6 separate regions of the Mus musculus genome follow, and regions 1, 2, 4, 5 and 6 are each linked to region 3. Evidence: chromatin loops called from intact Hi-C (ENCODE). Cell type or tissue: gastrocnemius. All regions are shown on one strand. Region 1 holds the start of Ssna1 (SS nuclear autoantigen 1). Region 2 holds the start of Grin1os (glutamate receptor, ionotropic, NMDA1 (zeta 1), opposite strand). Region 3 overlaps Tor4a (torsin family 4, member A). Region 4 holds the start of Ndor1 (NADPH dependent diflavin oxidoreductase 1). Region 5 holds the start of Cysrt1 (cysteine rich tail 1). Region 6 holds the start of Man1b1 (mannosidase, alpha, class 1B, member 1).

Evidence for each region. Peaks named below come from ENCODE experiments on the same cell type or tissue, not always from the same donor. Only the 100,000 strongest peaks of a DNase experiment are listed, where the experiment ranks them.
Region 1: it touches region 3 in a loop (2.9-fold over the local background); 6 of 42 quality-filtered maps call a loop at or near these places.
Region 2: it touches region 3 in a loop (4-fold over the local background); 2 of 42 quality-filtered maps call a loop at or near these places.
Region 4: it touches region 3 in a loop (4-fold over the local background); 19 of 42 quality-filtered maps call a loop at or near these places.
Region 5: a loop joins it to region 3, with 2.0 times the contacts of the local background. A loop is called at or near these places in 19 of 42 quality-filtered maps.
Region 6: a loop joins it to region 3, with 4 times the contacts of the local background. A loop is called at or near these places in 7 of 42 quality-filtered maps.

The regions. Positions count from the first base shown.
Region 1 is chr2:25,269,847-25,274,846 of GRCm38, reverse strand. It overlaps Tprn (taperin), which reads right to left. Exons shown (of 4, transcript NM_175286.4): 4 at 4,961-5,000. It overlaps Ssna1 (SS nuclear autoantigen 1), which reads left to right and starts at 2,429. Exons shown (of 3, transcript NM_023464.2): 1 at 2,429-2,549; 2 at 2,719-2,918; 3 at 3,266-3,808. The coding sequence starts at 2,498. The coding sequence ends at 3,373. Anapc2 (anaphase promoting complex subunit 2) reads right to left here and starts at 2,381. Exons shown (of 13, transcript NM_175300.4): 1 at 2,170-2,381; 2 at 1,310-1,932; 3 at 915-1,047; 4 at 7-181. The coding sequence starts at 2,331. In gastrocnemius, a CTCF peak has its summit at 2,512; a DNase peak (open chromatin) is centred at 2,418; H3K4me3 peaks cover 2,985 bases; H3K27ac peaks cover 2,150 bases.
Region 2 is chr2:25,290,190-25,295,189 of GRCm38, reverse strand. Lrrc26 (leucine rich repeat containing 26) reads right to left here. Exons shown (of 2, transcript NM_146117.2): 1 at 4,529-5,000; 2 at 3,997-4,452. The coding sequence ends at 4,130. It overlaps Grin1 (glutamate receptor, ionotropic, NMDA1 (zeta 1)), which reads left to right. Exons shown (of 20, transcript NM_008169.3): 19 at 642-752; 20 at 2,706-4,013. The coding sequence ends at 2,822. Grin1os (glutamate receptor, ionotropic, NMDA1 (zeta 1), opposite strand) reads right to left here and starts at 3,932. Exons shown (of 4, transcript NR_168905.1): 1 at 3,848-3,932; 2 at 1,279-1,533. In gastrocnemius, CTCF peaks have their summits at 2,135 (motif pointing right) and 3,668; DNase peaks (open chromatin) are centred at 3,860, 4,383, 4,782, 4,966 and 5 more places; H3K4me3 peaks cover 2,875 bases; H3K27ac peaks cover 2,339 bases.
Region 3 is chr2:25,191,535-25,196,534 of GRCm38, reverse strand. Tor4a (torsin family 4, member A) reads left to right here. Exons shown (of 2, transcript NM_146115.4): 2 at 610-3,815. The coding sequence starts at 646. The coding sequence ends at 1,926. Among named protein-coding and RNA genes, the nearest start is that of Tor4a, 2.8 kb to the left of the region's middle. In gastrocnemius, a CTCF peak has its summit at 2,995 (motif pointing left); DNase peaks (open chromatin) are centred at 479, 678 and 2,978; H3K4me3 peaks cover 3,072 bases; H3K27ac peaks cover 3,307 bases.
Region 4 is chr2:25,254,197-25,259,196 of GRCm38, reverse strand. Ndor1 (NADPH dependent diflavin oxidoreductase 1) reads left to right here and starts at 3,783. Exons shown (of 14, transcript NM_001082476.2): 1 at 3,783-3,980; 2 at 4,256-4,333. The coding sequence starts at 3,846. It overlaps Tmem203 (transmembrane protein 203), which reads right to left and starts at 3,758. Exons shown (of 1, transcript NM_177344.3): 1 at 2,845-3,758. The coding sequence starts at 3,527. The coding sequence ends at 3,117. In gastrocnemius, CTCF peaks have their summits at 121 (motif pointing left) and 2,251 (motif pointing right); DNase peaks (open chromatin) are centred at 2,248, 3,149 and 3,750; H3K4me3 peaks cover 2,215 bases; H3K27ac peaks cover 1,919 bases.
Region 5 is chr2:25,238,729-25,243,728 of GRCm38, reverse strand. Cysrt1 (cysteine rich tail 1) reads left to right here and starts at 3,832. Exons shown (of 2, transcript NM_026415.3): 1 at 3,832-3,924; 2 at 4,223-4,910. The coding sequence starts at 4,231. The coding sequence ends at 4,659. It overlaps Rnf208 (ring finger protein 208), which reads right to left and starts at 800. Exons shown (of 1, transcript NM_176834.2): 1 at 1-800. The coding sequence starts at 433. In gastrocnemius, no CTCF peak of the experiment used is centred here; DNase peaks (open chromatin) are centred at 504, 897, 1,438 and 2,825; H3K4me3 peaks cover 2,338 bases; H3K27ac peaks cover 1,005 bases.
Region 6 is chr2:25,329,960-25,334,959 of GRCm38, reverse strand. It overlaps Man1b1 (mannosidase, alpha, class 1B, member 1), which reads right to left and starts at 2,217. Exons shown (of 13, transcript NM_001029983.2): 1 at 1,984-2,217; 2 at 1,417-1,525; 3 at 468-583. The coding sequence starts at 2,100. AA543186 (expressed sequence AA543186) reads left to right here and starts at 2,389. Exons shown (of 2, transcript NR_027448.1): 1 at 2,389-2,812. In gastrocnemius, a CTCF peak has its summit at 2,479; a DNase peak (open chromatin) is centred at 2,287; H3K4me3 peaks cover 2,314 bases; H3K27ac peaks cover 1,502 bases.

The DNA.
Region 1 (5,000 bases), 78 kb before region 3:
ACCAACCTCGGATGATGCTGAAAAGCTCCTCGATGCGTAGGGTGGCATAGATACGGTAGAAGAATCTCTGTACGTGGCAGCGCCAACGACGCAGTGTGTTCCCAGCTTCTGGAGAAGTTGGTCTGGTGGGGTTGTCCTGAAGGAACACTTTGCCAAGCCAACCAACCACTCTCTCTATCCACTGTGAAAGATCATTAGTGTGTGAGGTGTAATAACATTTAAAAGCTCCCTTCTGACTCAGTAACCACACACCTTTGGCAGGACCCTAGAGGTGCCCCAACCTGTGTGTAGAGGCCAGAAGTATCAAGTCTACACTCTACTGCCCAGGAGTTTCCAAGTTTACGACTCTAGGCCAAGACTGCTGGGACACCCACTTTAATCACTCCCCATCATGGCTAATATGCATCCACAGCAGATAGACTCTTGAAGAATGGGAAGTACGGAGTGAAGCAGAAACAAGGTCTATGGCTTCATGGGGCTGAACCTAGCTTCTTCACAATACAAACCATACCTCAACAGTATGGGCAACCAGAAGCATTCACTGGGACACCCTAGCTCCATGCTAGAGTGTACACTGGTTACAGGTTAATCCTGAAGGGAACTGTAGGCAATGGAAACTTGTAGGCAGTGGAAAGAAAAGGGTCTCGTAGGCCTGTCTTGCCACACCTACCTGAGGAAACTCGTTGTAGCTACCTCTGGTCCAGGATTTAAAATTTTTATTTTAAATGCACGACCTATTTAGTACATACGAGATTTGTTCTTGTCATCAGGATCCAGGACTGGCTTCTATAGACAGCACCAGGATAACCTCAACCATCACCACTCCTGGTCAACTTGCCTACTGTTTGGTATCAGGTCTACCACAACTCCACTTTTGCCTTTAACAAGAAACAGACCAGAGAGGTGATTCTCACCTTGTGAAACTCACGCAAAAAAGAGCGCTCATACTCTCCTCGGCAGCGGTCTTCCATCCTTTCCCGGGTCACCTGATGCAGGGTGGTTGTCACGGCCTCAGCACAAACCCGCTCCAGCAGACTGAGCCTATGCCTAGAAAAGATCCCCGCTCATGGAGAACCCACAACACACATCTGTCCCTTACCTAGGAGGGCTCTCCCCATAAAGATACTGCACACACACCCTATGCCTATGTCCAGGACAGTATAAACGTGATGAACAATAATCCCTGGTTACAAGTATGGGCAAAAAAGACATCGCCAGTTAGTCTATAAGCTCTATTGAGAGGTCTTTTGAATTCAGGACTAATGAAGCTTGCAGAGAAACCGCAGCATGGTTAGGAAGCAGTACTCACAGGACCTGGCTCAGCTGGTTGAACTGCTCCAGTGCCTGCCGGCACCAGCACTGCTGCTTGTCACTGCCACATCCTGCGCACAGAGGACTCTGCAAAAGTCGGTAGTACCTGCGGCGGGCATACCGGCTATCTAGCTCACCCTCTAGTTCCGGGTCTGTGCCCCCTTCTCCTTTTCTCTTGCTCTGCATATAGACTCTCAAGAAACGACCATAGAGGCGCTGGACCATCTCCTGGAATGTCCTAGGGGTGGAAAAAAACAGGACTCCCCGCAACATAGTGTGAACTTTCTCCCGAAGCCCCTGAGCTCCAGCGCCCATCAGCAAGCCCAGACGAGTCCATTTCTCTAGGAGTTCTAGGCTATGCAGATAGGGATCCAAGCGGCTTTCCAGCAGACCGAACGCATCCAGGAGCAGCCCAAGGCACTGGGGCTCATCGACAGAGTTTTCTCGCAGAGCGATGGCATTCCAGAACTCCGTGGCAATATTGCCTTGAAGGTCGTTCTGCAGCACTTCCACGAACCACTCCTCCAGGACAGAGTGCAGACCGTGTCCCCTCAGAACCTCCACCGCTGCACGAAGCTCTTCCTCCTTTGGTGGGACTGCACCGCTGGTCCGGGAAGACGCCTGGAGCACGGAAAACCGTGAGCAGAGGGGCGGAATAGGGGTAAAGGGAGAGGAGGGGCATGGAAAAACCCAGCAACCGAAGAGCTGCCAGGGAACCAAACAAATCAGGTAGCTGAGGAAGGAGGCAAGCCCACTACAGGCAGGCCACGGAGCTGTGAGGCCCCAAGGGTGGACCCCCTAAAGTATGCAAAGTCGCGGGAAATCTGCACAGGCCCGACAACCTTTCCCCGGCCTCACCAGCCCCAGCGCGGCCGGCGGCACCAGACCGGTGCTCACAGTATTCCAGGCAACCAAGAGCTCCTGTCCAGGCCTAGAGTCGCAGTCATCGGAGGCAATAATTGTCGCCGCCGCCGCCGCCGCCGCCGCCGCCGCCGCCACCGCCACACCCTCGGCCTCCATCACTGTCCACAAAACAGACCCGCCCAGTAGAGCGCACGGTGATGACGCAAGCGCGGACCTGTGGCGCAGCCGTGACGTTCACCAGCCCGCGCGCTTTGTGGGCAGTGCGCAGGTGCGGACTTAGCTGTGCAGGCGGCGGTTGAGGCTTCCGGACGCGGTGCAGACCATGACCCAACAGGGCGCGGCGCTGCAGAACTACAACAACGAGTTGGTCAAGTGTGAGCGTCGGGCACTGAAGGCCGCGGGCCGGGGCCGGCCGACCCACTCGGGAGGCTGCGTGGACATGCCTCACGAGCCCCGCTCTGCGGCCTGCCCCTCTGTCATTGCTGGTTGGGGTCGGAAGCTCACGAGTCCCCACCCACAGCTCTGTCTTCCCACCCACCCTAGGCATCGAGGAGTTGTGTCAGAAGCGAGAGGAGCTGTGCCGGCAGATCCAGCAAGAGGAGGACGAAAAGCAGCGGCTACAGAATGAGGTGAGGCAGCTCACGGAGAAGTTGGCCCGCGTCAACGAGAACCTGGCGCGCAAGATCGCCTCTCGCAACGAGTTTGACCGGACCATCGCAGAAACCGAGGCCGCCTACCTCAAGGTGGGGCTCTCAGATGTCTGTTGTGAGTGCCTTACTACCATCTGAGGCTAGGTAGGGCCCATTGTGGTTCAGAGGCTGTAGGTGGAACAGTGGGCTGTCTGTGGGTTCCAAAAGTGAGCATTGGTGTATTGGACAGAGTACACGGTGTGGGCCTGAATTAACCCAGCCTGGCTTTGCAGGGTGGAAGAGCTCTGGGACAGGTGCAGAAGGGAGGATGGTTTTACTCCATAACCAGTTGGCTACAGCACAGATGACCAAATTGAGATTTCCATCCTCCATTATTAGAGCCTGAGGCAATGGGACCTTCCTACCAGAGAAATAACATCCTTTTATTTCTCTGGCCCCAGATCCTGGAGAGCTCTCAGACTCTGCTTAGTGTACTCAAAAGAGAAGCTGGGAACCTGACTAAAGCCACAGCTTCAGACCAGAAGAGTAGTGGAGGCAAGGACAGCTGACGAGTGCCTGTTTCAGCCGTGGCCTATGGCTGCTTAGTCCTCAACATGTCTGTCCTAAAGCATCTTTGTTCTTCGTGGCCTCAGATGTCTTTTATCTCTGGTGCCCAGAGGGGCAATTTCTGACCTCCACCTGCCTAGACAAGAAAAGCCCTAGGACAGTCCAATGGAAGAGGTGTTCCCAGCTCCGTACTCACATGTGCTGTGGGGACCCTGAGCAGCTCCATGAGGGGCCTCTCTCTGAAGCTCCTGAATCCCTTTGGGCTACCAGGAATGTCCTGGTCCTGGTCTGAGTACTGTGGGAGCCCCTCACTTTGTCTCCCCAGCCACTAGGGCCCCAGGCCAGACATGTTGAAGAAAGAATCTTGACTCCAGAACCAAAACCTTAGGGCCCATCCCCATGGCCTCTGGTGTTTCAATAAAGGTTGTTTTGCAAGATCTGTGTCTGCTAGCTACCATATATCCTGTTGGTAAGAAGACCTGCAGTTTTTCCCTTTCTTATCTTCAAAACACAAAATGCTGAAAGTACTCACCTCACACAGGTCAGCCCTAGCCCTTAACTCTCTTTGCAAAGGTGCTGGTGTTTTCCCCAAGTCCAGAACACAAACCACTTTTCTGTGAGGGGCTTTGCTCTACGATGGTGCTCAATACAGAACCTGGCTCAGAGATAGAGACAGGGACAGTAAGTTCTGTTTGGTCCAATCTGCTGCTGCTGCTGTTAGGACCCATCTTCCAACCACATGTGTTGCTTACTTACTATTTCCATGTGCCCTATGACCCAGCCCTTTGTCACAGCTTCTGGGGAAAGTTTGGAAGTATTTGGTGACCAAAAAGATCCAGAAAACAGCTGTGGTAGTTTACACCTGTCATCCTTCGTTGAGGAAGAAGGATCGCCTTAAAATCAAGGCCATTCATGTCTGCATAGTAAACTGTAAACCAGACTGGGACATAGTATGAAACCCTTTCTTAAACAACAAAAAAAGTACCTATAAAGCTGGGCTTTTACTCTCTGAGAGAAACCTACTTCAACATTCTCCTTAGCTCTAGTCAAGCAGTGACAGGAAAAGAAGACACATTCGGTGCCTGCAGATGGCCTACACTGGCTGCCAAGGCCTCTGCGAACAGTTTCCAAGCAGGCAGCTCTGCATTCCCCTAGCCTTTTGGGAATCTCTGTTGCTATAGCCTTGTTACAGGCTTATACATCGGGAGGTATCCAAATCAAACATGAGAAAAGATCTCCAAAGTTCCATTTAGCCCCATTCCTGTGTGATACACGACTAGCTACTTTACTAGGCTCCTAGCCCTGTGCTGAATCCTGTCAATTATAACACTAACCTTCCTCCCTTCTGGCATCTAGACCCCTGAGTCATGGGAGTTGCAGAGCCCAGAGGTTAGGTCCACTTCCCACAGTACTAGCTCTGGGAGAGAGAGTAGTAGACTTGCAGTGGGAAGAGAACAAAAGCCAGAGCCAGACCAGCAAGCTCAAAGTGTGACAGTACCAGGCTGGGGCCCTTTTGCTTTTTTTGCACACAGGTGCCAAGTTAGGACCTTGTTCTCAGACTGAGAGCTGTGTAAAGAAGGCAAAAGCAGCCTTGTTACAGTGCTGTTTATTGAATCCAATATCAGGGGA
Region 2 (5,000 bases), 99 kb before region 3:
GTGTCTTCCTGGAGCTGTGTCCTGAGCTGGCATTAACATTGCAATGAGGGCTATGGGCGGACGGGGCTATTGGAGCCCCCATACCTCTCATCCACCCATTCTTGCTTTTGGCCCTACAGGTCCCCTGGGGACCTGGCCACAACTGTCCAGGGCCATGCTGGCCATCAGACTCCAGGCCAGCGTCCCCGGATCTGCCTCTGTCTATCACTCCAACTCCAACAGGACATTTCCTCGGGTCCTTGGCCCTTTCCTGGTGTGTGCCCTTTGGGGTCAGCAGCCTCTGAACAGAAAGGCTGGTGTGGCCTGAGGGGAAGCTCTTCCTGTCCTCAGAGGCTCCTCCTCCTCAGGATGCCTCTAAGCCAGGGCCACCCAGGAGCCAGGGAGCCAGGCGGACATCCCAGGAAGAGTGCCGTCAGGACCCCCCAAGCCCAGACCCAGCACAAGCAAGGACAGGCCCAACCCCGGGCAGAAGAGGCCACTCTTGAAAGTCTGGCTGTTGGTCCGTCTTTTCAGCACAGTGAGGCAGGCAGGAGTCAGGGCCTGAGTGACCTGCCAGGCCTGGCAGCGGCCCCAAGGAGCAGGCAAGGGCAGGTGTGGCCGCCACCCTTAGTTGTCTAATCGCTTATACATATTCATTTTAGGATAGAAAGAGTGGTAGAGCAGAGCCCGACCCTAAAAAGAAAGCCACATTTAGGGCTATCACCTCCACCCTGGCCTCCAGCTTCAAGAGACGTAGGTCCTCCAAAGACACGGTAAGGGGAAGCACCCCAGTCCCGCGTCTCTGACTCCCCCCTTGCCCCATGTCTGTCTCCCTCTCCCTTACCATCCCACCCCTGCCCCCATCTTCAACCCTGGCCATCTGTGCCAAGTCAGTCCTTCACCCACCCTCCACCCATTAAAGGGTGCTGTCCTTTAGAACGCTCCAGACCTCTCCTCAAGCCCTCACTTGCCCTCAGCTTCCCCATGTGTCTCCACGTTAGTCTGCCCACCTCTCTCCCCATGCCATGACCCACACGCCATCTGGAAGCTGTGTCATGTTGTTGGTCAGTCAGTCAGCCTCACTGCCTCTCTGGGCTACCCGGACCCTGGGAACCAGAGTAGCCCTGTCCCAGGCTGCCCCTGCCAGGAGGCCACACCACGTCTGTTTCATCCCTGTTTCTCCACACGGGGCTTGATGCTTTCATTCTTGCCCTGCAACAGCCCTGCAGGGTGTAGCTGTGATGTCCCATCCGTCCGTCTGTCTGGCCACTGGCCCCGCCCCCCAGACACCTGTCTCACCTGTCTCACCAGAGCCATGCGTGTTGCATCTTCCATGTGGTCTCTGTGTGGGCCGGGGGCTGGGGGCCGGGCCTGGGTCCATCTGGGTGGACGACTGGGGCCTAGCATTGGCATTGACCCTTGGTTACAGGGAGACTGTCAGGTGGGGAGTGGGGTGTTGCCATGGTGAACAGGTCCCTGATGGAGGTGTGGCAGCAGCACCCAGGTGATCTGAGCATGGATAGGGTGTTCTTGAAAGGCCTGGGGCCTGAGCACCTAAGGCAAAACAGGTTCTCAGAAGGAGGTCCGGGAAGGGGAGGCTAAGAACTGTGTTCCCGCTCAAACCCCCAAGCACTGCCACGGGCCACTGTCAGAGTCAGACCTTCTGCCTTCTGAGCCAGAAAACGGTTCCCTGTCTTGGGCAGCGTCACATCACCGCACCAGCAGTACATGCTCACAAGAAAGTCCTCCAGCAGGCTCGCTTTTTGCTAGAGTCACCCTGATCCTATGACGTTACCCTTTAACAGGCCCACAGGAAGCCCTCTAACCAGTGGGGAGTGTCACCCACAAGGGGCTTGTGTCCCACAAGGAATCTGGATCTATAGTTATGCTCCTATGCCCAGGAAGAAAGGCATACTGACAGGATTTGGCACAAAGCAAAATGTACTAGGGTGCTCCAGAGAGACCCACAAGGCCTGGCTGCTCAGCTCTCCAAAGGCCTTGGTTCAGAAAAAGGGGATGAAGAGTAAGAATCTGTGGTTTGCACCAACTTGAGGCTCCAGGAGCTGGTGGTACAAACACTATCTTCAGGGTCACCCAGACCAGGGAAAGTGGGCAAGGTCTATGTTACAAGGTCTGAATCAGAACCCCCACTAGGGGGCGCAGGGGTGGAAGAGCAGGGCCAAGGGAGCTGTGGGCTGGAATTTGTGTGGGGAAGGGGAAATCTGACAGGGAAGAAGAAGATCTGTACTTTTGGGGCCAGATGGCCATAGTGGGGAAGGCACAAAAGTCCTGCAGGTGGCAGGCCATTTTCAGTGGATGTCACTAAGTCTTGGGGCTCCATCTGGAGCTGGCCAGGTACAACTCAGAGATCTACGTGGTTCCTTTCTGGGGCCTTGCTCTCAGTTCAATCTTTACCTGAGCCTCCCTGGGCACCAGGGACCCGTTCTTCTGGGCCATCTGGAGCTGGCCCCACCCTGCAGGGTTGACCTCTGGGGGCTGGGTGGGGGAGGGAAGCCCAGCTTCCACCCTGTCTCTGGGGCTGGGTGCTGTTCAGAGGGAGGCCTGGGTGGGGGCTCCTTTGGGTGGGGTGGGGTCGGTCCAGCTGCTGAGATCCTTTGCCCCTGTCCTGTGGCCGGTCCGGGCCAGGGCAGCACTGGGCGCTCAGGGCTGGGATCCCTGGTGGCCGGCGGGGCCAGCAGGTATTGATTGTTGGTTCTTATTTATAGAGCACCGGGGGTGGACGCGGCGCTTTGCAAAACCAAAAAGACACAGTGCTGCCGCGACGCGCTATTGAGAGGGAGGAGGGCCAGCTGCAGCTGTGTTCCCGTCATAGGGAGAGCTGAGACGCCCCGCCCGCCCTCCTCTGCCCCTCCCCCGCAGACAGACGCACGGGACAGCGGCCTGGCCCACGCAGAGCCCCGGAGCACGACGGGGTCGGGGGAGGAGCACCCCCAGCCTCCCCCAGGCCGTGCCCGCCTGCCCGCCGGTCGGCCGGCTGGCCGGTCCACCCTGTCCCGGCCCCGCGCGTGCCCCCGACGTCGGAGCTAACGGGCCGCCTTGTCTGTGTATTTCTATTTTACAGCAGTACCATCCCACTGATATCACGGGCCCGCTCAACCTCTCAGATCCCTCGGTCAGCACCGTGGTGTGAGGCCCCCGGAGGCGCCCACCTGCCCAGTTAGCCCGGCCAAGGACACTGATGAGTCCTGCTGCTCGGGAAGGCCTGAGGGAAGCCCACCCGCCCCAGAGACTGCCCACCCTGGGCCTCCCGTCCTCCTGCTCTGCTGCCTGGCGGGCAGCCCCTGCAGGACCAAGGTGCGGACCAGAGCGGCTGAGGATGGGCCAGAGCTGAGCCGGCTGGGCAGGGCCACAGGGCGCTCCGGCAGAGGCAGGGCCCTGAGGTCTCTGAGCAGTGGGGTGAGGGGCCTAAGTGGCCCCGGTCGGAGGAGCCTGGAGCAGAAATGGCAGCCCCATCCTTCCTCCAGCCACTACCCCAAGCTACAGTGGGGGCCCATGGCCCCAGCTTGCTAGGTCACCCTCCACCCCTCCTCCAGCGCCTGCTCTCTGCAACCTGACTTCCACCTCTATCTCTCTTTCTCTCCTGCTGCACAATCCTCCCACGACCCTTCCCACCCCATTCACTGGGCTGGCTCCGACCTTTCCCAGGGCTAGCCTTCACTGCCCTAGTGGCAGCGCTTCCCAGGGGTGCTCTCTGGCTCCCAGATGTCTAGGGCTCCAGACTCCAAGAGGGCTGAGCCTTCTCTTCTGTCTGCAGCCACAATAGGCTTCCTCAGACGCTGGCTTGAGAGGAGCCCCGCACCTTGGGCACCAGGGAGTGCCATCCGCCTCCCAGTCCGGTGTCACTCACCCAACCTTGTACATGACTAGCTCTCCCAGTGTCCAAGCGCGTGCCTTCCCCGAGCCACTGGGGCGCAGCAGCGCGCTGCCCCTCTGCCCCAGGGACACCGGGCGCGCATAACCACCCCTAATCCCGGTATTCAGTGGTGATGCCTAAAGGAATGTCAGAAAATTTCCGGGTTTTGTCTATTGTTGACGCCTACAGGGAATGTGAAGGGAGGATCAGGGATTTGGGGAGAGTTCTCAAAGTACGGAGGCACTTCAGGAGCACTAGAAACAACCTGCAGTCCCCTTAGGCTTGGATAGCTGCTGTTACAGGGCTCCCAGCATCCTCCAGGGAGGGTGGGCCCTCGGGGTCTAGCTGTCTCCTTAGTAAGTGGCGCACCGTGGTGCGGCGGCGGCGGCGGCGCCGTGCACCACAAGCAGTGAGCACGGAGCCCAATGCCAGGCAGATGGCCAAACTAGCAAGGAAAGAGACCGGCCCGAGAGCGTAGACCACCGCCAGGTCTCGCGCTGCTAGTGACTGAGTGCACTGTTTGAAGGCGGCATCCGGAAAAGCTGTCAGTAGGCTGAGCGTCTGGAGTCTTGGAGACACGCAGAGCAGGGTCTCAGTTTCTGCGGGACACAGGAGCGGCGTCAGATGGCAGCAATTGCACCAAACATTATCCGTCCTGCGCCCCAGATGGCTCACCTGAGGCTGGACGCGGGTGCTTACGCAGCCAAGTGCAAAGGGGACGCAGCGCACAGTTGCACGTCCAGGGGTTGCCATGCAAGCGCAACACATCGAGGGCAGGCAAGTTATTCAGCAAACCCGCCTCGATTGCCGATAGTGAATTGTCCTGCAGGCTGAGCACTCGCAGTAATGGAAGCGGGCCCAGGATCGAAGGCTCCAGGAGTGCCAGCCGGTTACCCGCTAGGGAGAGGAAACTAAGCGCGCGCAGCGGCGCGAAGGTGCCAGGAGGCAGAGTTTCCAGCTGGTTGGAGCTCAGGTCCAGCCATTGCAACACTCCCAGACCCCAGAAAGCTCGTGCGTGCACCGACCGAAGCCGGTTCTCCCTCAGATCTAGGTATAGCAGCGCGCCTGCATTGGCGAAGGCACCCGGAGGCAGCGCGCTCACGCGATTGTGATCCAGCAGCAGTGAGCGTACTTGCCAGCTCAGGTC
Region 3 (5,000 bases):
ATCCTTCCTCGGCTCTTGTTCATTTTTCTGCTCTTGTGTTCTCTGGGAGGATGGTGAGGGACCCCAGATTTGGGCTTGGATGGGAGCTAAGGGTGGGAGTGGGTTGGAAGGCCTAGGTTGTGACTAGGGACAGTGCTAGAATCCATTCTCAAAACCATGAAAGTTTGTCTGCATATTCCACCAACTGTCCTAAGTATGGGGAGAGTCTCAACTCTTAGGGGTACTGAGTCCTCTGGAACAAGGTGCCTACTTGGGACCTGTAAAGCCTTTGACAGTCTGATAGGTGCTGGGTGTGTTTGTGCAGGGTCCAATTTGACCATTCTATAACCCTAATCAGTGACAACGAGCCTTCTGTTTATTCCTCTAAGAGGGAGGTCAACAGTATGATAAATTATACACCTCGCCCCACCCCCGCACTTCCTCACAGCCTAGGCCTTTTCGGAGAGGACCCAAGAGATTTGCATGCGTTGGGGCCCTCCTGCTGAGAGCCGGGCTTCCTGGTTAGTGGAACTAGCGAGGCGGGGCCAGTATTTGGCCGGAAAGTACCTTAAGGAACCCCAAGAGGGTAAGATCGGGGACTCACGAAGTCTTCCCATTTTTCTATTGCAGGGAGGGGAACTACATGCCCAGCATAGGTCCTGAACCATGGACCGCAGCCATCCTAGCCTAGAGCCCCAGGCCAAGGGACCATGTGTGATAGCGCCAGTGCGCGCCGTGCTCCGTCTGCGCCGCCGAGTCTGCGTCCTGCGCAAGAGGCGCCTCTTGCAGCCAGGCACTGAGCCGGACTCTGGGACAGGGACACTTGGGCCCACCGGCAGCTTGGGCACTCTACGTGCCGACCTAGACCAACCTAAATTCTTCACCTTCGACAGCCTGACAGAGCTGACTTCTAGGACACCCCGCAAGAGGCGCAGGCGTAGTCGGGTAGTTCTCTACCCAGAAACCTCACGGAAGTGCCGACCCCGCACAGAGCGGCAGAGTCGTGCACAGCGTTGTCTGCTGCTTCTTGTAGCCATTGTGGGGTTCCAGGTTCTCAACGCCATTGAGAATCTAGACGATAATGCACAACGTTACGACCTCGACGGGCTGGAGAAGGCGCTGCAGCGTTCTGTGTTTGGACAGCCAGCTGCTGTGGGCCGCATCATGGCCCTGCTGCGAGACTACCTGGCTACACATGTGCACAGTCATCCCTTGCTCCTGGCACTGCACGGGCCCAGTGGTGTAGGCAAGAGTCACGTGGGGCGTCTGTTGGCGCGCCACTTTCGCGCAGTGCTGGAAGATGGTGCTTTGGTTCTGCAGTACCATGCACGATATCACTGTCCAGAGCCACGCCCGGTTCAGGACTGCCGGAAGGAGCTGGCACAGCGAGTGGCAGATGTGGTGGCACAGGCTGAGGCCGAGGAGAAGACCCCTCTCTTGGTCCTGGATGAGGCTGAACTCTTGCCACCTGCGCTGCTAGATGAGCTCCACGACCTCCTGCAGCCACAGCGTTCGCACCATTTCCACAATGCTATCTATGTACTCCTAAGTGGCGCTGGTGGTATAGAGATCACACACTTTGTGCTGCAAAATGCGTCACGGATGTTGCCCCCACTCCGCCATAGCGCAGGCAGTACTCAGACTGAGGAATCTCCAGCCCAGGAGTTACTCACCAGTCTTCGAGAGCTCCTGGCCCGAGAACACCCTCTGTGGCACACTGCAGCCATCGTGCCCTTCCTGCTACTGGACAAGCCGGATGTGGTCAACTGCTTCAGAGAGGAGATGGCAGGGGAGGGCTTTTTTCCTGAGCAGGCACTGGCAGAACATCTGGCAGAGCAGCTCAGCTACTACCATGTTGCTGGACATGAATTTGCCATCACCGGCTGCAAGCAGGTAGTAGCTAAGGTCAACCTCTTACAGCACAAGCCTGCACATGCTGGACACTAGCCAGTGGGCCCAGGCAATCGGAACTGTTGAAGAAAACAGGAAGGATGTCAGGTGACTTGTCCCCAAGCTGGTTCACCCCAGGAGCTAGGGAGGCTGATGCAGTGGCTTAGCTCTGAGCTCCACGTCCGTCCTCTTCACCCCTGAGCCTTGAGATTCCCTAAGGTCACCAGGAAAGTAGCTACCTTCCCATATGGAGTCTTCCCCATACCCCCAGCTCCCACTATGTCCATCATATCCCAGAGACATGTGATAGGGCTTCCCATAACCCTAGGAAGTAGCCAGGGTTATGGTAGATTATCTCAGAGGGTGTGAGGCTGCGGTAGGATTCTGGTCCTCTGGAACATGTGGCAGCCTCCATGCCTCTCACAAACTCCCAACCACCCCTTGAATGCCTCCTTAGCTTAGAGGCCACGAGGTGGGGACAGCTTCTCTGTCTGTGCACGTCTCTAGGCCTGCCTCAGAAGGAAGTTAGATGTCTGCAAGCCAGTGAGTAGATCATGGAATTCTTCAGATGCTCTGGGGCATGAACCTAAGAGGAGACCCACCCTCGTGAGACTGGCTGCCTGTTTGCCCCAGAGACAGACATGTAGAATGGCGTTGGAATCAGCTACAAGGTTCAGGGTCCTGCTCACCAGAAGAGACCCGAGAGGAGAGACCTCTACCTCCAGGGAGATGATGTGTCTTCACCACCCTGGGGAGACCTGGGAAACCACCAAGCTCAGGTTTCCCAAGAAAGGCTCACTGGACTCCAGTCTGTCCTACTGCTGAGGAACTCACTGGCCCCTTCCCTTCCCTGGCTCTGGAGTGACAGCGGTTGAGTCCATAGCAAACTGGGAGCCTTGGAAGTGAACCCTGCTTTGAGGCTGACTCGATGTAGGAAGCAGGAAACAAGCATGAGGCCCAGTGGGGTGGGGTCAGTCTGTGCTGTGTGGTTGCCACAGTTACACGTGGGTGAGGTTCCCTGTAGCCTTTGGCAGTCCTAGGTTCAACCTCTCCATTTGCTTGGAATTTGCAAGGCAGAAAGGAGGCTTCTTAGTACTCTGGCCGTGTCTGTGCTGCCATCTTGTGGCTGCACCCAGACTTTGCCTGTGAATGCTCATCAGTCTGGGTTAGAAAGCGGTGCCTCCCAAAGTGTGGCTTGAGGGCACACAGGAAGTGGTGACACTAGAAGCGATTAGAGAGGAGGAGCCCCTCAATGGGGGTGATATGTCCCTGCCCACGCTTGGGGGAGAACTGCTGCAAAACTACCCAGTCTTAGGTTTCCCTAGAGAGGATTGCTAGTAGGCTCCAGTGGAGGTCCCGTTTGCCGTGCGTGGTCTGAGGATCTGGTGCATGACCTGCTGAGTTTGGATGCTGTTCAGTTCTTGCAGGATTATGCCAAGAAGGCCCCTAGGGTTGTCACCTGAAAACCTACCTGGAAGTGTCCCCTACGCAGCCAAGTGTTGCTTGTAGTCATTCACTTACCATCTACAGAGCGACTAAGTGAGGGTACAAACCCGAGCAGCATCTCCTCTTTATTTATTTATAAAATCGTGCACTTCTAAAATAATTTCATGGAGGCTAATTTCAGGTCTAAAGAGGCCTGTACACTCAGCACTGAGCAGGTTGCATTGTGCCCATGAATAAACCGCAGCTCAAATCTACCCACCCACCTTCTTTTCTTTTCTGACTGTCTATGAATTGAGAAAGGGGTATTAAAACCTGTTAATGGCTGGGCTGGTGAGATGGCTCAGTGGGTAAGAGCACCGGACTGCTCTTCCGAAGGTCAGGAGTTCAAATCCCAGCAACCACATGGTGGCTCACAACCATCCGTAACGAGATCTGACTCCCTCTTCTGGAGTGTCTGAGGACAGCTACAGTGTACTTACAATAAATAAATAAATAAATCTTAAAAAAAAAAAAAAAAAAAACCTGTTAATGGTAAATTCACCAACATCTCTTTCTAACCATCTATTTAATAATTCCTGATTCTGGAGACAGGTGTGCACCTTTAGTCCCAACACTCAGAGGCAGAGGGAGTCAGGTCTCTGAGTTCAAGGCCAGCCTGGTCTACAGAGTGAGTTCCAAGGCAGCCAGGGCTACACACACACACACACACACACACACACACACACAACCCCCTGTCTCAAAATCCTTGAACCATCCCCTCCAAATTCATGTTTTCAGACAGGGTTTTATATTCATAGCCCAGGCTCATCTTGAACTTTTGAGCCTCTTAAATGCTAGAATTATACTTGTATACTATCATGCTAGCCAAATGGATTTTATAGGTTATGTTATTTGAGGAATTTTGGAGGGAAGTATAGCAGGTAGCTAAAATTCATAGCTCAGCCAGCAGAACTGAGCAGGAAGTGTGCAAATAACTATTATGTCTTTATTCTTTTTTCTTTTTCTTTTTCTTTTTTTTTCAAGACAGGATTTCTCTGTGTAGCCCTGGCTGTCCTGGAACTCACTTTGTAGAACAGGCTGGCCTCGAACTCAGAAATCTGCCTGTCTCTGCCTCCCGAGTGCTGGGATTAAAGGCGTTTGCCATCACGCCCAGCTATCTTTATTCTTTTGACAGACTTGCTATGAGATCCTAGGTGATCCAGAACTCAGGACTCTTAAGTTTTCTCTTTTTGTTTTGTTTTTGAGACAGGATTTTGCTAGATAGCCCAGGCTTGCCTTGAACTCCTTATAGCCTAGACTGGCTTCAGACTCTGAATTTTCACCAACCCTGCTGTGATTCACAAGCAGGAAGCTCTGGTGACACACCTTGATGAGGTCACACCTCCTAATCCTTCCCAAATAGTTATACCAACAAGGGACCAAGTATCCAAATGTATGAGTCTGAGAAGGCTGCTCCCACTCAAACTACCATCCATAGCCTCTACCAAAATAGATGTGGAGACAGAAGCTGGGAGAGGAAACCATTTTATTCAAGTCGAAGTTTGGGAAAGTGGAGTAAGAGTTCCATCACAGAGGAAAAAAAAAAAACTTCCATTTTCCAAAATGGAAATGTATCAAGGTGGTGGTGGGTGTGAAGGGTGAAAGATTCTGGCACTAGGCAAAATTCTTTGTCTTCAAAACATGTT
Region 4 (5,000 bases), 63 kb before region 3:
ACAAAACAAAACAAAAAACACCCACCTGCTGCCCTGTAGAGAGAGAGAGGACCTGAATTTGGATCCTAGCACCTGGATGGCTGTAATTTGTTCCTGGGGTTCTAATGCCCTCTTCTGGCCTCCATGGACATTGCATGTGTGCTGCATATCCACACAGAATTTTTTGTTTTGTTTTGTTTTGTTTTGTCTTGTTTTGTTTTGTTAAAGAAAGACCTAGTCAGCTGCCGGGGGCACATACCTTTAATCCGAGCACTCAGGAGGCAGAGGCAGAGACAGGCAGATCTCTGTGAGTTCAAGGCCAGCCTGGTCTACAAAGGAGTTCCAGGACAGGCAGGGCTATTTTTACACAGAGAAACCCTGTCTCAAAAAACAAAACCGAAGAATGATCCCAGTCAAATGGCTAAGCACAGTGAGGAACCCTGTATTCTGCAGGTCACATTTGATCTGCCAACTGATGTTCCTTTAGACTTTCTCCTGTCTCCCTGTCCCCCTCTCTCCCTCCTGCTTTCTCTCTTTCAGGCTGGGTCTCACAGGTCAGGCTGGCTTCCAGCTATGAAGCCAGTTGTCACATGCTCTACAAAATACAGCCCATTGTCTTTAGCTGGGGTGGGTAGTAGTGCAATCTCCTACAACAAGAAACAGTAGTGCAATCTCCTACAACAAGAAACAGGGATTTAGCTGGGGTGGGTAGTAGTGCAATCTCCTACAACAAGAAACAGGGATTTGTCAGGCGTGGTGGCGCACGCCTTTAATCCCAGCACTCGGGAGGCAGAGGCAGGCGGATTTCTGAGTTCGAGGCCAGCCTGGTCTACAAAGTGAGTTCAAGGACAGCCAGGGCTATACAAAAAACAAACAGGGATTTTCCAAAAATATTCTAACACCCAAAGTGTTCTAGCCATGGTGCAATAATGACCCCAGCCCTATGATCCCCTGTCCACATGGCAAAGGGCATCTTAGCATTCACCTGATGCAAACATTGAGATGCTTATATATATATTGTTAATTTCCAGCTTTCTCTTTTATAGCCACTCCAGGAAACAGTGTGACATCCTGTTTTAAATCCTTTAAAAATGTAAAATTTAGAACTTATGAGATGGCCCTGCGAGTAGGCACTTGCAAGCAGGCCAGGCTACCTGAGTTTGCTCTCTGATATCACAAGGCTGACAAATAATTTGCATAAGTGGTATGGTACACATACACCTGCATTCACACATACATACACACAAATAATTTTTAAATGTAAAAACTATAATAATGTAGTTCAGTTAGTAGGACACTTGCCTAAGCCAGATGTGGTGGTGTATGCCTTTAATCCTAACTCTTGGGAGGCAAAGGCCAGCCTCTATGAATTAGAGGCCTGTTCTACAGAGTGAGTTTCTAGTCCGGTCAAGGTTACAGTGAGTTCCTGTTTCAGCAGCAGCAATAGTAATTGTTGTCTAATATGTATGTTGCCCTGGATTTGATTTCCAAAATCATATAAAACAGGAAGTAAAAAGGTCATCACTGATTACAGAGTGAGTTTGAGGCAAGTCTTTGCTGCATAACACCCTAATTTTTAAAAATTTATTTATTATATGTAAGTACACTGTAGCTGTCTTCAGACACTCCAGAAGAGGGAGTCAGATCTTGTTATGGATGGTTGTGAGCCACCATGTGGTTGCTGGGATTTGAACTCGGGACCTTTGGAAGAGCAGTCAGGTGCTCTTACCCACTGAGCCATCTCACCAGCCCCCAACACCCTAATTTTTAAAAACGGGAAATCTGTCCTTAAACGACCATTTTTCATCTCAATTCTTCGGCACTGTCATCAGGGCTCACCGATGGCTACACACTAAGAAGTCAGGGCTCTGGTGTCACATGCTCTACAAAATACAGCCCATTGTCTTTAGCTGGGGTGGGTAGTAGTGCAAGTTACTCATCTCCTACAACAAGAAACAGGGATTTGCCGAAAACAGTCTAACACCCAAAGTGTTCTAGCCATGGTGCACTAATGACCACATGGCAAAGGGCGTCTTAGCATTCACCTGATGCAAACATTGGGATGCTTAAATATATATTGTTAATTTCAGGAAACATTTTTTTCCATCAGCAAATGGTCTCATTTGGCACACAACTGACATAAACTCAAAGACCGACCGTAAGCTAATAAATTTCAGCTGTAAATGTATCCACCGCCATGAGCATGTGAGCACCCGTTCCTAATGTCTATGCTTCCTTTTCTAGGTCTGTCTGTCTCAAGTGTATTAATGACGCCTGCCACAAGGTGGTGGGAAAGTCCGTGAAACTGCAATCGGGGGCTGGTGTGATGGCTCAGTGGTTAAGAGCACCGACTGCTCTTCTGAAGGTCCTGAGTTCAAATCCCAGCAACCGCATGGTGGCTCACATCCATCCGTAACAAAATCTGATGCCCTCTTCTGGAGTGTCTGAAGACAGCTACAGTGTACTTACATATAATAAATAAATAAATCTTTAAAAAAAAAAAAAAAAAAAAAAAAAAAAAAAAAAAAAAAAAAAAAAAAAAACTGCAATCGGTTGAGCCAGGAAATCAAGCAATGCCTTGAGACCAGAATTTTTTCTCAGATGGCAGATACCCACACAGGGCCCTATTCATGCCCTTTCTCAACAGTCTGCTTTCTCTTTGTCTTTGTGAGGTGGAATGAACAAAAGGCTAGTCTTTGGCAGAAAAGAGGAAAAGGGATGCCAGCCCTCTTTATCAATCGTATAAGTCTGCCCTGGACAGATGAAGGGACATGCTCTGAGGTCAGTGCTGCTGAGTGAACAAGCTGATTTATAAAGGGGGCACATCACCATGGGAAATACTCAGAGCCCAGCAGGATATTTTACTTATATGCAGTCTCCAAATGCTGGAAAAGTTCAGTATTGACTGGCAATTCAGAGCATGAATAACTGGAAATAAGTTTTAATAAACAAGACTTCACTTTTAAGCTTTGCTCGAGGAAACGATCTTATATATAAAGAAAACTGGACAGTAAACTGGGCACAAGCAAACACTGATTTCTGACCAAAGCTCCACCAGTGTGGCACCAAGTTGGGTCAGGACCGGGAGGTCCAGAACTCCAGCTGCGCAGTGCTCCATTTCCAGCCACTGCAAGAGGCTAGTTGACGCGACAAGCCCGGATCATGAGCAGCTGCAGGAGAATGAAGACCGGAGACGTGATCAGGCCGAACCAGAGCTCTCGAGTCTGCTCCACTAGCTTCTGGCACAGCAACATCTCAAAGACAAACTTGAGGCTAAGGACGGTGAGAACCCAGAAGAGGCGCAGCACAGCCAGTCGCTTCTCCCCATCTTGGAAGAGTCGAACGGAAACGATGGTGGTGAAGTAGGTACTGAGCCCGTCGGCGGCGAAAAAGGGCACAAAGACGTTCCACCAGGAGAGGCCCGGAGTCAAGCCATCCACTCGCAGTGCCAACAGTACGGAGAACACCAACAGGGCCAGCAGGTGCACGAATATCTCAAAGGTGGCGAAGCCCAGCCACTGCACCAGCTCCCGCAGCGAGAATAACATCGCGCCTGCTTAACACCGGCCACCGGTGCCCCGCACCGGGCTGTGACGTCTCCGACCGCAGACCTGGCGACCGCCTGCTGCCGCCGCTGCACACGGGAGGCAGCAAGCAGCCCAACCTGGCCTGGACGCCGGCCCTGGGGCTCTGCGACCCTGAGGACCCCAACCCCGGACCCGGAACCGGAGGCTAGCAGAAGCCCGTGGTGTCCAGATGCTATCCCCGCCCCTCCCCCCGCTGGCGCAGTTGAAACGCGTCATTTCCTGTTGACAGCGGAAGGGGGAAGTTGGTGAGGTGTGCGGTTCTGGCCGGCGTGTGCAGTAATGCAGGTTCCACAGCTCCTGGTGCTTTTCGGCAGCCAGACTGGTACAGCCCAGGACGAGGCGGAGAGGCTGGGCCGTGAGGCCCGGCGCCGGCGGCTAGGTTGCCGCGTGCAGGCTTTGGACTCTTACTCCGTGGTGAGGCTCGGGCGCTACGGCGGAGACCCTCCACCGGACTTCGCGCCCTCGGATGGAGGACGTTTGAGTGAGGCCCTTTGGGCCCAAGCGGATTCAGGGGAAAGGGAGGCACTAGGTTGAGGCCTGAGAAAGTAAAGCCTGGTAGCCAGTGGGAATAAGTGTCCAAACACTTTTACTCTGTTCCCCTAGGTGAAGGTGGTGGTGGGATGCGGTGCAGGGAGGGCACTGATCAAGGCTGCCAGAGACCTTACATCTACTTGTGTCTTGTCCTCGAGGCGAATCTCATTAGGGAGCCCCTGGTGATATTTGTTTGTGCGACCACAGGCCAAGGAGACCCTCCTGACAACATGAAGGTAAGGTTGGCCTAATGTGTACCCTCATCCTGTTTTCATTGCTGTATAAGAGTCCCAGCGTGCACAGAAATAGCTTCCCTTCAACGCGTGTTGAGTATGAGAGGTGCCTTTGAGAGAGATTCTTTTTGTAGATCCGAGGAGAGAAATAGCTCTTAAAACCACACCTGGTGCTAGGGAAAGTGCCAGATGTTCAGAGAGTAAAGGGGGTCCTGAAATCGTACACAACTCTTGGGAAGGAAGGAGCACACCTTTAATTCTAGCTCTTGGGAGGCAGGAGCAGATGGAGCTGGCCAGGGCTACATAGAACCTGTCTCTAAAATAAATTAATAAAAGGAGGGGCAGATGGTGGTGAGAAGCAACCTGTGTAAAGGGCAGAAAGTTGAGGATTCCCCAGCCATGAACTGTGCTGACAGAAAAGGGGTAGGAAGAAAGGTTCATTCAAAAATCCTGGATAGCTACAGTGAAATGTCCTATTAAGATGAAAGCTATAGGGACTATGGAATTGACACAGTGATGCTGTCAGTGTAGCAAGACCACCACCTATCTGAACATGGCAAGAATAATGCTAGGCAATAAATATATCCCCGTAAGCAGGAGGTGCACACGTGCCTTGAGCTGGGTGGTGGCCCAAGGCTGAATAAATCAGGCATATTCCAGAGAGCCCAAA
Region 5 (5,000 bases), 47 kb before region 3:
GGGGCTCACCTGCTATCACTGGCCCAGACGATGAAGGTGCAGAGGCTGTTGGGCCAGGTCGAATCACATACTGATTTACAATGACCTCATCCACTGGTGCCACCCGGGGGAAGCCCAACTCAGAACTGCCTTTGCGGGGCCGCCTTGGCAAGGGTGGAGTGTGGGATGCTCCTTCCAAGGTAGGCATGTCCCCCCCACATGCCTGGTTGACAATGATCTCTGTGTCTGAGGGCCAAGCACGCTTGGGTGCCAGAGTGGGAGTGGGCCTGGGTGCAGGAGGGAAGCAGGGGGTGGCCGCCGGGAGCTCAGGGAACTTTTCAGGGTGGACAATCTTCATGGCCTCCATTTTGAGGATGACATGGGGGCCTTTCAGGCAGGACATGAGGAGGCCCGGCCATCCACTGCCCACCTCAGGCCCAGGGTCAGCTGGCATCCGGCTCTCTACAGTCAGACTGGACGTTGGCACAGGTGGGGGTGTTGGGTGGGGCCGTGGGGGAAGAGAAGGGGCTGCATCCTGGTCCTGCCAGGCCTGGTGAGGACCACGGTTACTCTGTGGACTGCAAGGGGCAGCCGGTGACAGCTTGGAGGGCAACCCCCCTCCCAGTGGCCACAATGGCTTATCTGATTCAGTCCGAAGAGGAGGAGGAAGAGGAGGGGGAGGGGGAAGCAGGCGGGGACAAGGGGGTATGGGTGGCTGTTTGGGGCTCTGGAGCTCACCCAGGGTCTCTGTCTGCTGAAGCTGGCAAGGGGGCGTGGAGGGGCCTCCTCCTGTAGCAGAGGTCAGCAGTCCCTGGGCCGGGACATCTGGGCAGGCAGGGGCTAGGTGGGCCCCATGGCTCCAGGACAGGGCGCCCAGGGAAGGCAGCTAGCCTGATCCCTGGCTGCCAGAGGACCTGGGCTGAAGGCTCCGCGGCAACAGCAATGGAGAGGCCTGCACCAGGCCTGAGCTGCGGGTGAGAGACAGCGTGAGGGCAGCACGGGGCCCACCTCACTCTCGCCCTTGCCCTCGCCCCCATCCTTCACAAAGGACAGAGTGCCCGACCTCTGACCCTGACCTCATCCGTGGGATCTCCACGGAACTCTGAACGCAACCCCCTCCCCAGTATACTCTCCGAGACCGGACTCACTGTCCGGAGGACTGACTATGAAAATGGAAAGGGGTGATGTCTCTGGCCCCCGCCCCTCCCCCTCCCACCCCCGCTCACCTGCCCCAGCCTGGCGTTCCCCGGCTGCGCCGCCGCCGCAGCAGAGGTTGTCTCAAAGGCAGGCCCGGATGCGGCGCTCACACCTTGCTCTAGTGACTCCGATAGCTCCCGCGGCTCCAGTGGAGACCTCGGGCGATGGCGGGCGCAGACAGCACCCAGGGCGCGAGCGCTGGTGCTGGACGCAAGGCTCGGCGTGGTGGCGGCGACAGCGGCGACGGCGGCGGCGGCAGGTGCGTGCGGAGCGTGGCGCGCTCTGCGGCGGAGGCGCGGGGACCGCAGTGCGCGCGGCGCCCGCCCGCGCCCGCAGCGCCACCCCCTGTCTGGGGACCCGCGCGGGGTCCACGGGGCGGGGCCAGTCTCCTAGCCGCCCCTCGATCTACGCCTGGTCTGGCGTCGGCTCCCAGTGTCGACCTCCCAGCTAGCTACCGGCTGGTCAGAATCCCCGTGCCGACAAGATTCCCTTGCCTCTTGGCTCATCCCCCGAGGGGCCAAACCCTCCCCCCCCCCCAAATTTTGTAAGGGAAATCTTCATGTTTTACTCCCTCATTTTGAGCCTCACAATGCCGAGCAGGGGTTCCAGCGTTCCACTTGTGTCTCAGCTACCTTTCGAGCTCTGAAAGGGCAGGGTCCTTTAACTTCAAACCCCGACACACCCCCTGTGTGAACGCCGGGAGTTTTCCAATTCACTGACGTATCCACACAAGGATTCGTCAAAGAGGGAGTTGGGACAGCAAAAGGGACAAGGGTTTGAGTGGATACCAGAAGAGTGGTCACAGGGAACTGGGGCAGTCACAGGAAGCTCAGAAGTTTCATGGACTGGAGATGGAGAGTTGGAAATACCAGGTATAGGTTGGCAGTCCGCGTGTAGGGTGGAGGGCCCACAGTGCACACTCACCTGCCTAGGGTGGGGTAGCCCTTTCTTGGATCTCATCAGGTCAGCACGTGCTTCTACGTCTCACAGTTATGTACTATACTGGCCCCACCCAGCAGAGGCCCCATTCCTTTCATCCTCCTCCTCCTACCTCATCCTCTTCTATCTGGGCTACACCTTTGCCTGGGGCGGGGGTGGGGAAATCCGTGAGGAAAACACTAAAGACACACTCTGATGACATGGTGTTTACATGTTCAGAATGCCCTCTCATGGCCACCATGCATAACACTGAGTCCTATGCCTGACCCTGGAAAGTCTAGATTTTCTTCAGGCTACAGCCCCTTTCTGTACAATTGGACGAATGGAACAGTGTTCCTTGAGAGCCAAGGCTGGGCCAGACTTTACAGTTCTGCGGAACCATTGGTCCACTTCAGGGCTCCTTCAGCAAGACAATGTGACAGGAGGCGTCGGGTGCTGAGTTGTAGAGGGGAGGCGTTCCGTGGAAACCTGTCACGCATGCATGATGTTGGCCAACTCAGATAACTGTGGACAGAGAAAGGAGTGAACCAGCCCACCCTTCCCGGGAGGGCTCGGCTCACTTACCCATTCACTCAGCATGCGCGCAAGGCCACCTACCGCCCCACCCTCTACCGAGGGTCCCGCCCCGTGAAACGAAGCCACGCCCCGTAGGAGAATAAGGTTCCTCCACCCCCACCCCCCAACTCCACGGCCGTTCTGAGCTGAGCGGTGTGAGCCAAGGATCAGTCCAAACCCGGTCCTTAGGAAACCCAGGAGCGCGGAGGCTTCTGGGGAATTAAGTTTCCACTGAGCACCTCGGCCTGGTTTACGCATGCTCCCGGCTAGGGGCGGAGTCTAAAGGGGCGATGAGCAAGATTGAGGGAGCTTGTGTAAACTCTGGTTTTCTCCTTTATTAAGCATGTTTCCCCCAGACCCATTTCCTTTTACTTGCTAAGTTGCTCGAACTCTTGTCTCGACCTGACTGACTGGCTCTACGCAGTCTTACTCAGTCACCCTAGCTTGCAGGCCCTGTCCTACTTGATGTCCTTCCTGGTGCTTTCCTGACTGGAGTCTGAGCCTGTCCCACTGGTTGCAGACCCAGGGAAGCCCACTGTTGTCTCTACCCTAGCCCCACCGTCACTCTTCGTGCCCTCTGTGGGCATGGAGGTGAAGCTGCAAAAGCAGAAGGGTGCCAGTGCCAAGAATGGGTGCTGGGAACAGAAAACGGCACGAGGGGGTCGGGGGGTTCTTTCATCCCAACTCAGCAACACAAAAAAGGAGCTGAAAATGTCACTGTGTCTGAAGTTCATGTAAGATAAGTAAAGTGTATCTGCGAAGTTGTGTCAAACTTATTATTAAAGTGGAAATCTTCCAAGTAGTTTTAATTGTCTTGTGCACTCAAACGTCTCAGTATGTGTTGGTGGCAAGGAGGAGCTCAGAACGGTGGCAGAAAAGATGTAAGTCATGGCTGGGTAGCCCCAGCACCTCTGAAGACCCCAGAATCTGAAGGCCTGCCTCTACTTCCTTTCTGGGGCCATGACCCAAGGAGGTAGGGCATGCTCAGATGAATCGTGATTGAGTCACCCCAGATTGGCAAATGCCCCTTAAAGTCCAAACCTTGGCCTCCACCCATCTGGGAATGAGGGGTGACTGGCTGCTGTGCTCTAGTTGTTGAGGCCTCTTGGGATCTTGGGAACCCCATCTTTAAGCTCCACCCCAAGGCCCCACCCCTCTCTAGGAGGGAAAAGGCACTTGCTGGTAGCTCTGCTCACCCGCACTGGGACCTGGAGCTGGAGGACTAAGAAGACAGACGGCTGCTGCTTGCCACAGGTGAGTCCTTGTCTAGACACTGACTTTACAGGTTCTTCCTGGGAAGCCCCTGCTCTCCCCTGGACGCTCATCAGTGCCTTCTAGCCTTTTGTCCCCATTCCAGCTACATCCTGGAGCATTTCTTGGATACTTGATGGAGGGTGGTAACTGGGTACTTGGGCCTACCTCCAATACACACAGGCCTTGCACATAGATGCCTTCGGGATATGGCTCTCCAAGGGCAGACTCCTCTTAAATGGGTGTCTTCTTAGGCGACAGGCTCTCAAGCAGCTTTTTTCCTTCCTGCTCTCCCCTGCAGCCTGGACCATGGACCCCCATGAGATGGTTGTGAAGAATCCATATGCCCACATCAGCATTCCTCGGGCTCACCTGCGCTCTGACCTGGGGCAGCAGTTAGAGGAGGTTCCTTCTTCATCTTCCTCCTCTGAGACTCAGCCTCTGCCTGCAGGAACATGTATCCCAGAGCCAGTGGGCCTCTTACAAACTACTGAAGCCCCTGGGCCCAAAGGTATCAAGGGCATCAAGGGTACTGCTCCTGAGCACGGCCAGCAGACCTGGCAGTCACCCTGCAATCCCTATAGCAGTGGGCAACGTCCATCGGGACTGACTTATGCTGGCCTGCCACCTGTAGGGCGTGGTGATGACATTGCCCACCACTGCTGCTGCTGCCCTTGCTGCTCCTGCTGCCACTGTCCTCGCTTCTGCCGTTGTCACAGCTGTTGTGTTATCTCCTAGCTGACTATTGAACCTCCAGGGCTGTGCAGCCCAGGTTCCTGCTCAATGCCAAAGTGTTGCTGGACATCAGGAGCAGCCGTTGTCATGAGCATCAGCCATTTCCTGCCCTGAGCAGGGGAGCCTGTCCACCAGCGTTCAGCTGTAGCCTTCTGGAATAGGGTTCCAGCCACTAGCCATGTTGGCAACAACAGGGACACCCTTCACGTCCTGCAAGACTTTGGCAATAAAGCAGGATGAGCGTTGTGCCTGTGACTGCTTTTTGTTTTGTTTTGTTTTGTTTTGTTTTGTTTTCAAGACAGGGTTTCTCTGTGTAGCCCTGGCTGTCCTGGAACTTGCTCTGT
Region 6 (5,000 bases), 140 kb before region 3:
CCCAGCCTAGCTCCAGCAGGTCACTTTACAAAGGTCTATCTCCTTCAACCTTGCCCTGCCCACCCAGACAGAGACAGAGGCTTCTTAAATGGAGGCAGGGGTGGTTCCGCCTCTCAACACTGATCTGTACTCTGACACATGCCAACCAACTAACTGTCTCATCTATTTACGGCTGGCCTCTCACCTGCCCTTCCTATCGGCTTCTGTGGTTCCTCCAAAGAGGAAAGTCTCTTTCCTCATCAGTGGGCAGCCAACACATGCCTGACACAGGAGCTTAATCATGTCATGGTGGCGTTCAAAGGGAATGAAGCAAATGTCTGCCTCTTTCTTGCCCAACTTCATACAGTCAGCCTCACCTGAGCCAGTGTGAGGCTGGCTGTGACAGGGAAGAGAGGGTAGCATTTACCAACCTAGAGTGCTCCAAAACAGACCCCAGTGACAACCCACAGAGCCCTTACTGGAAATACCTGAGAGAGTATGTCTGCAAACCCTTCTTGTTCAGCACTTTCCTTCTGAGGCGCTGGTAAGACAGGCAGGACTTCTTGCTTCATCTTCTCTACTTCTGCAGGTCTGCCACTCAGAGCTGTGGAAGCAAACCTTTTCACCTTAAGGCCCATTACAGGCTCCAGAACAGATGTCTAAACAGGTGCTATTTGTTTCAGGTAGTGAAACCTCCAAGAAGCACTGAACTCAAGAAGGCCCAGAGGAATCAAATCTGCTGTTAGTGTCATTGTATCTTGGAGAGAGTTTGTCTGTGGAGCCCTGGCTTTGTAAACCAGGCTGACCTCAAACTCAGAGTCACCTGCTTCTCCCTCCCAAGTGCTGGGATTAAAAGCGCCACCACCTCCCAGCTTGAGCAGGGTTTTATGTAGCCCAAGCTAGCCTCAACTCCTGATCCTCCTACCTCTATTTCCCAAGTGTGAAGACCACAGTCTTTTCCAGGCTGAATTCTTTTTCAAGCATTTGGCAGAGTGTGTCCTTAAACACAACATACAACAACCCCCTCAGCCCCGCAACATATCAATTTAATAGTGCCCAAACAGGCAGCTTGACTTGAGCAATCTGAAGCAATGTTTGGGTTTCCAACCTTAAAGCAGCCCAGAAGGAATCCTAGGATCCTCTCAGGATATCCACTGGTCCCAGGCAAACACACTGTACCACGTGGTAGGGACATGTGATTAGTGCTGATCTGCTGCTATAGACTGATGGGGAGGGGAGGGACAGCACTGTTGGCCCAAAGACCTACAGGGTCACCTGTACACCAGTTGGTCATACTGGGCTCCACATTTTCCCCTCTGCTGTATTTATTGCCAATCTGTCACCACATGCCTTGTGGTACTGTTTTATCTGGATTGCAATACTGTATCTGACCTCAGCCTGCATCTCCTCTGCTCGAGCACCACTGGTATTTCATACCTTTCCACTGGTCAGCCGTATGAAGAGAGTACAGGAATCCACAGAGAATCAGAAAGCCCAAGACGAAGAGAATCACATTCCGCTGTAGCCTCGAAAGCTGCTTCCATTTCTAAGAAAGAGCCGGGAAAATGACACTTGTCACAGATTCGGTTAAAAGAGCAATTCAGAGAGACCCTTATGTAAGGCTTGTCCTTACTTGAGGGCAGGTAAGTTCCCTCTCAGCAAAGTTTACATTGACAGAACAGTGCTAGAGGTGACAGAGCACACCATCCCATACATGGCACAAGATCTGTACACCATGTGTCCAGCTGCACGTGCACTGGAGAAAAACTCCTGAAATCCCCATGACTTGGCTCAGGCATCGTCGGACCATACGGGCTGTGCTCATTGCCCCCTCAGCTCAGGATCCCCAGGGCACCTGACATTAGGCAGGGGAAGCAACCACACCGAAACCCAAGCTGCGAGAACCAGACGCAGCACAGAAACTTCTGGACGCTGGAAGAGACACGAACGCTCCAGCTAGGTACTTCCCTCGGTAAGGCTTCCCCAGCCCGGACCCCGCCTCACCCTCCAGCATGAGCGCCGCCGCCGGCTCTTGCTGTTGTCGTAGCTCTCGCCCAGGCTCAGCGTCACCGAGATGAAGTCCCGGTGAGGCGCCGGCGGCGGCGCCGGCGGTGGGTACATAACTGCGAAGCCGGCCCAAAAGACCTCGCTTGCTGGAGGCGTCAGGAAGCCCAAGACTGAGAAAGACCGCGGGCTGCCATAACGAAGGCATCCACACCCCGCCCATCGCCCTAAACACCAGTGCGCACGCGCCGCGTCTTATCGGTCGTTGCGCAAGCTCAGAACCCTAGTCTAAGCACCGCGCCTGCGTACACCCTTGTGCTGGTATTTCCTGGCGGGTCACTGGCGTCACGATACCCGCCCCTGTGCCGTTGACGTTATTTCATCGCGTCCTTACGTCGCTGAATCGCGCGCATCCGCTCCATTGCAGGCGTCCTGCAGACTCCCTGTTGGGGGCGGACTGACTACGGTTTGGAGAAGTGTTCTTTGTTGCAGTTACGTCTGGCTTGAGTTGTGGACTATCACCCTTGCCGGAGTCCTGCGCTCGATCTCGGGGAGCGGGCATCACCCTGGCGCGCCTGGAGGTGAAACGCAAAACTCCTGACCGGAGGAAGGGACGGCCCTGCTGAGGCTGAGTCCTGGGGTGGCTCTGCGCCCTGAGGCCGCGGCCTGGCCTTTCTAGTCGCTCCGGCCTGGGAGCGACCCTTTCTGCGACCATTCCGCTCCTAGCCCTACCTACGTACTCGGCAACGGGTTTAAAACGACCTCACTTTTCCGTGCGCGTGGTTCCCTCGAGGAAAACATGCAAAACGACAAAACTGCCCACTGTCCGGTGGGTGAAACTGCTGCTTCCCAACTTACTTGTGGTATTTCTGAGCATTTGGAGAGTTCCCTACGTTGCGATCATTTAGTTTGAATCTCCTACAGAAGACCTACCTGATCCCGCGCCCCTTCCCTACATTTTTTTTTTTTTTTTTTTGTGGGGTTGGGGGAGGTTCGAGACAGGGTTTCTCTGTATAGCCCTGGCTGTCCTGGAACTCACTCTGTAGACCAGGCTGGCCTCAAACTCAGAAATCCGCCTGCCTCTGCCTCCCGAGTGCTGGGGTTAAAGGCGTTCGCCACCACACCCGGCCCCTTCCCTACTTTTAAGTCCTCACAGATCGCTATTACAATAGTGCTCTCAAATGTAGGTTTTCGGAACCATGGCAGATGGTGCAATGACTTTGAGGTCTGCATATCTTCCAAAATGAAGGCGGAGTTCTTGTTGGCTATTCACGCCAACTCAAGCCAGGTCTACACATTCCCACGTTCTGCTACTGCTTATGACCATGAGGTGGCAGTTGGCATACCAAAGGGCTAGTTAGAGCTCTACGTTAAAAAAAAAAATAAACCTTTGAGGGAAGAAATAGGAAGAGTTTGTTAGACCAAAACAAAATCTGGAGCTGAAAATCTTCCAATTCAAGCCAGGCAAGAATGATAAGCCACTGTGGGACAAATCCTTGTCCAAGTTCAGAATCTAGCGACATTGAAGGTCTTGAAGGGGTTGAAAGAGGAAAACCAAGTCAGCCACAGAGAGCAATGATGAAGTAACCTTGCCCTTCTCATAATTAAAGCAAAGCAACACCTGTCTGTGCCCATATACAGACTCTTAACACTGCAGAGGTAAGGAAGTTACATAGTTCCAAGCCAGCCTGGGCCCCAGAGTGAGTGAAGTCTTGTCTAACAGTACTCAAACAATGGGAAGCTATACCTTTAAGCACACAGAAATTCATTATAGGCCATATATAAGACCTAAAAGAAGTCGAAATAAATTTGGAAAGATTTTGGTCACATAACATATTTTTAGCCATATTTGGACTAGAAAAGTGAGAAATCAATAAATATTTGAAAAGCGTAAACACCACTCTAAATAAGAGGGTTTTGGGTTTTTTTTAAATCACAAACTAAATTAGAAAATAATGTTGAATCAAATGAAAAGGGGGGCTGGAAAGGTGGCTCATTGGTTTGAAGGAGTGTACTATTGTAGAGGACAAGGGTTCCCACATCAGGCACCTTACAACCACCTGTAACTCTAGACCAAGGGTGCCTCTGTGAGCATCTTTATGCAAATGTACATACACACATAAAATTAAAAGTAATATATTTTTGAAAAATTTGAAACTTTGGTTATAAACTTTTACAATAAAAGTGATGGAGGGGGGCTGGTGAGATGGCTCAGTGGGTAAGAGCACCCGACTGCTCTTCCGAAGGTCCGGAGTTCAAATCCCAGCAACCACATGGTGGCTCACAACCATCCGTAACAAGATCTGACTCCCTCTTCTGGAGTGTCTGAAGACAGCTACAGTGTACTTACATATAATAAATAAATAAATCTTAAAAAAAAAAAAAAAAAGTGATGGAGGGGGCTGGAGAGATGGCTCAGTGGTTAAGAGCACTCACTGCTCTTCCAGAGATGCTGAGTTCAATTCCCAGCAACCACATGGTGGCTCACAACCATCTGTAATGGGATCTGATGCTCTCTTCTAGTGTGTCTGAAGGCAGCTACAGTATACTCATATACATAAAATAAATAAACAATTATTTAAAAAAAAAGTGATGGAAAGCCTTAACTGTTTCCACATTAGCAGACTGGAGGAAGAGCTAGCTGTAGCCCCACCTGTGCTTTCAATACTCAGGGGGCTGACACTGGAGGATTTCAAGTTCAAAGTTAGAACTGAATGAGACCCTGTTGGGGAGGATGGAGAAGAAAGGAGGAAAAGAGGGAGAAAGGGGGAGGGAAGAGAGAAATAGATTGTAAGAGACATAAGTCTTTTATATGTCAGATCTTATATGTGGCCTATGATGAACACTTGTGCATTTGAAGGTATAGCTTCCTGTTGTTTGGGTACTGTGTGATAGTTTCAGTTAGGCCAAATGGTTGCCAGCACTGAACAGCAAGATAGAAGACAGTGTACTCATAAATCAAGAGGCTTAGGTAAAATAGAAAAACTCTTAAGTTACAAGGTGGTAAAACCAACTCA